2 separate regions of the Homo sapiens genome follow, and region 2 is linked to region 1. Evidence: read pairs that join two places in POLR2A ChIA-PET (ENCODE). Cell type or tissue: GM12878. All regions are shown on one strand.

Region 1 (2,500 bases):
TACAAAGTTCCCTTCATCCCAACTCCCATAAGCCATCCCACTTGGCAGTTTTTCATGCACTGACAAATGTAAACCATACACGTGTGCTTGGTTTTTTACTTCTTAAAATATATATAATAGACATCTGTACAAGTCAGTATATTCAATCTTTTTAACAGCTAAACAGTATTCTAAATCTGCATTTTATTACAGTTATGAATAAGGTGTGCCATCTCTTTCTGCCCCCATCTCCTGTATGTGAATACTCTTAAGGTAAAGATCATGTTTTGTTTGTCTTTCCGTCTCCAAGAGGATCTTGTACCAAGGCTGGGAATTGCTTAACACGTGCTTAATGAAATAGTAACAACAATATCTGTCATCAAAGCAGTGCATGTCGTGTGCCAAGAAACCAGCTGTTAGTGCTTCACATACATTATCAGATGTAATCTTCATAACCACCCAATTATTCCCATTTCACAGAAGACTTAACCAAAATCACACAGCTAGTAACAACAGGGGATTCTAATCCACATCTGTCTGACTCTGGAGTCCCCGCCCTTCATCCCTATGCTATAGTTAATAAAATTTTTATAAGGACATCCTTATAAACCAAAGCTGGAAAACAGAAGAGTTCCAAGTAGTCTGGTGTGGGCAGGTGGGAATGAGGATAAGAGACAGGAGGCGGAATAAATGCCAAGTAGATGGAGTCAAGGGATTGTAGCTATAAACCTACCGAGAACCTTCTAGGAGAAAGAGCTGAATTCTTTGCCTCCCCCTTTCAGACTCCCCACTACACTTCCCTTTGGTAACAGTGCCACCATTTGTTGAAGATCTTCCATGTGCTGAATATGCCATTATTATTCCTATTAATAATTTCTGGCCGGACGTGGTGGCTCATGCCTGTAATCCCAGCACTTTGGGAGGCTGAGGCCAGCAGATCATCTGAGATCAGGAGTTTGAGACCAGCCTGGCCACGATGGTGAAACCCTGTCTCTACTAAAAATACAAAAAAAAAAAAAAATTAGCTGCTCATGCTGGTGGGGACCTGCAATCCCAGCTCCCTGGGAGGCTGAGGCTGGAGAATCGCTTGAACCCAGGAGGTGGAGGTTGCAGTGAGCCGAGATTGCAACACTGCACTCCAGCCTGGGTGACAGCACGAGACTGTCTCAAAAAAAAATAATAATAATTTCTAATTATTTCTAATCCTTCAAAAAATGCTATGGCACATATATCAGAGCTACCATTTTATAGATGAGAAAGCTGAGACCCAGAGAGGTTAAGTTACTTGCCAATATTAGACTGTAATAAATAGCAAAGCCAGGATTCAAGTTGAGGATCTGCATGGCTCCAAAGTCCTGTTTTTCTCGTACAAAATAACACGTTTTTATTTTTAAAGAAAAGATGAACTATGATTTTTAGACATCTAGACTCAGTTAAGATCACATTTGGCTGCAAGTAACTGACCCAAGTTCTGTGGTTTAACCAAGTAGAGATTTTATTTTTCTCACAGAGTCAAGAAATGGGTCCAGTAGAGCAGTTGCAGAATGCTATCAGCTTCTCAGCCTCCTTCTAACCTTCCACCCACTCATCCTTAACCCTCAAGCATCTTGTCTTTGGTCACGCGATGGCCTGCTTACTTTCTCCAGGGAAGAAGTACAAAGAGCAAAAGGCTTAACAGGCAAGCTCACAGAGGCTTCCCCTTTTAAGAGCTTTGGGGAACGGGGCATCCAGCTATTTACATCTCATCAGCCAGGACTACTGTCACTGAACCACCTCCCAGCTGCAAGGGATTCTGGGAAATCTAGCACTTAACTGGACATAGTGGTGAATTAAACAAAATGGGTTCAGTTACAGAAAAGGAGGGGGGAATGGATATCAGTTGGGCATCCAGCTGTGTCTTTCCCACATGAAGTGCAAGTCATCCTAGAGAATCAAATTCCCTTAGTAGAGAAAAACAATAAAAGAAACTTAATTCTGTGTTTAGTAGCTTTCTCAGTTATGCAAAGTCACACATTGATGGGGGTGGAGGATGGAAGGATCTGAAAGTTTGACAAAACCATCCAGGCAGCTGATCCAGAGGAAAAACACCGAGATTCAGGTGACTTCACACAAATGGCCCTGGCAAGATCACAGGTTCAACCAGTGTGTCTCCTGTGAGTCGTCACTGTTTCCCTTCCACCCTCTCACTTCCCAGAGTTAATTTCGAGAACCCACAGGTTCATTCGACTCTTCCATCATTCACAAGAAAAAGTAGATGTATTCAAATTCCAATGCAAACAAAAGAAAATTCTATACTGTGTTGTTATAAGAGGCAGCATCTTTAGAAAAAGATAACGGTTGCAAAGGCATTCTTTATGCAATAGCAGCCGCCCTGTCAAGTCACTAGATGAAAAAAGTAGACCACAGAGTTTCAACCTTGTTTTCATTTTTTCTAAATAAAGTAAATACAATAAACTTTCCTCATGAAAAACTTTTGCAATTCTGTGGTAGTAAGATAATATTTGTGTAGAGTACTATGGAT
Region 2 (2,500 bases), 300 kb after region 1:
GTAAAGAAATAAGGGATCATTCACCTTAAGAGGAGAGGAATTTACTCAACTCATAGGTATTTGAGGGTACAAACCCATGGCAGGGCTCGGCTCTAAAAATGTCTTATCTAAGATTCCTTCTATGAAACAGAGTTCCATCAAAGCCAATTTAAAAAGAGCTTATGTGAAAAATAATTATTCTTGCTGCACTTTGTACAAATAATCAGGCCAAGTAAAATAAAGCAAATCAGTCTTACCATGATTTGTCTTTAGTAAAAATGGGAAACTGGAGAGAGAAATATTATATTTCAAGAACTATGGTACACTTGTTATTAAATTCTAGTCTCATCAGTTATTTTTAATTTTGTTTCTGCAATTTAGGCTAACTCTGCTTATTCCTGTGAACCAACCAGTGATCTCTGACTGCTGCTCGGAAGACACAAGAAGGGTGGGTAATGTAAAAATCTGAATCAATATTCTAATTCTGGGCACACTGGAATCAGCTAGCAACCCCATATCAGCTTGGTTCCAACAGTTGCGCAGTTCATGGAAAGCCTTCTAATTTAGTTTACTTGGGATAATTTTGCTTATTTTGGTTTACTTTGTGGAATATATTGCTGTTGTACTCTGTGTGGGAAAGCTGAATAAGCTTACTCAACATTTTCTTAAACTGAATACTTATTAATCTTCCAGATATTACCTTTTGTCAGAACTCAAGAGTCACGAATGACCCTCACCATACTGATGTTTTCTGACTGAGTTCCTCTCTACCTTGAATATGAGAGACCCTAATAGTTACGCAGGAATATCATCGCCCCTATTCAGCCTGAAGAAGTTACAGAAGATGAATCTTCATTCCTCTGCAACCCTTAGGATTAAGGGTTCTCTTAGAAAAGGGAGGGAGTAGCTGGGCAGGGTGGCTCAACGCCTGTAATGCCAGCACTTTGGGAGGCTGAGGTGGGTGGATCACCTGAGGTCAGGAGTTTGAGACCAGCCTGGCCAACATGGCAAAACCACGTCTCTACTAAAAATACAAAAATCAGCCAGGTATGGTGGCAGGTGCCTGTAATGCCAGCTACTTGGGACGCTGAGGCAGGAGAATTGCTTGAACCCAGGAGCAGAGGTTGCAGTGAGCTGAGATCACACCACTGGCCTCCAGCCTGGGCCACAGAGTGAAACTCCGTCTCAAAAAAAAAAAAAAAAAAAGGTGGGGAGAGGGGAAATGTCAGAGGTGTTTAAATCAGAGCAACTCCATCTTGAATAGAGGCTGGGTAAAATGAGGCTGAGACCTACTGGGCTGCATTCCCAGATGGTTAAGGCGTTCTAAATCACTGGATGAGATAGGAGATTGGCACAAGATACAGGTCATAAAGACCTTGCTGATAAAACAAGTTGCAGTAAAGAAGCTGGCTAAAACCCACCAAAACCAATATGGCCACCTCTTGTCATCCTCACTGTTACACTCCCACCAGTGCCATGACAGTTTACAAGTGCCATGGAAACATTAGAAAGTTACCCTATATGGTCTAAAAAGGGGAGGCATGAATAATCCACCTCTGTTTAGCATATCATCAAGAAATAACCATAAAAATGGGTAACCAGCAGCCCTTGGGGCTACTCTATGGAGTAGCCATTCTTTTATTCCTTTACTTTCCTAGTAAACTTGCATGAGAGAAAGAAGGAAGGGAGGGAGGGAGGGATGGACTTGCATTCAGTTTAAGAGAAAGAAGAAGGGAAGGGGAGGGGAGGGGAGGGAAAAGGGAAGGAGTTTCAGAAAGTCCAAAGTGGCTAAAGAGCATTTCAGAAAGAAAGAATAGCAAAATAATAGAAAAGCTAAATGAAAAAACAAACTGTCTTCAAGTTGAAAAAGCCCTTTGATTGCAGAGCAGGAGTGAAGGAAGAAAGGGAGAGAGAGAAGGAAAGAAAGGAAGGGAGGAAAGAAAGAAAAATCCTAGGTATATTACTGAGAATGCATAATAAACCCTAAAAGCTTCTGGAAAGCAAGTTAAAACGCACACACACACACACACACACACACACACACACACACACACACATATCACTATCAAAGGAAAGAACGTCAGAGTAGCTGCCAAAATTCAAAGAGAAATGAGTCTCAACCCAGAAGCCTATGGCTAGGCAAACTATCAATTAGGTTGAGGCAGAATACAGATGTTGTCAAATATGTGAGGATTTGGAAATTTTACTCCCAATGCATCCTTCCTTAGAAAGTCATTTGAATATATTCTCTAGCAAAATGGAGAAATGGAAGTCCATGGGTCCTATCGAGGAAAGCAATGAAGGGAAGTGCCAGGATAGCATCTATTTAGCAAGTTTAAGAGAGACATTCCTTCATTTATTCAGCAAGTATTTATTGTGCACTTGCTACATGCTAGGCAGTCTTCTGGGTGCTGGAGCTACAACAGTGAGTAAGAGAGAAGAGAGACACCATTATGCTTGCATTCCAATGAGGGACATAGAAAAGATGTAAAGAAATACATGTGTGAGCTAATTGTAGGTA

The links. Peaks named below come from ENCODE experiments on the same cell type or tissue, not always from the same donor. Only the 100,000 strongest peaks of a DNase experiment are listed, where the experiment ranks them.
Region 2: POLR2A ChIA-PET joins it to region 1 with 6 read pairs; 2 of 35 experiments call an interaction of 5 or more read pairs at or near these places.

Annotation. Positions count from the first base shown.
Region 1 is chr12:27,529,960-27,532,459 of GRCh38, reverse strand. The region is part of intron 1 of PPFIBP1 (PPFIB scaffold protein 1); the gene reads right to left. Among named protein-coding and RNA genes, the nearest start is that of PPFIBP1, 7.0 kb to the right of the region's middle. In GM12878, no CTCF peak of the experiment used is centred here; no DNase peak of the experiment used is centred here; H3K4me3 peaks cover 869 bases; H3K27ac peaks cover 722 bases.
Region 2 is chr12:27,229,698-27,232,197 of GRCh38, reverse strand. No RefSeq gene overlaps it. Among named protein-coding and RNA genes, the nearest start is that of STK38L, 13 kb to the left of the region's middle. In GM12878, no CTCF peak of the experiment used is centred here; no DNase peak of the experiment used is centred here.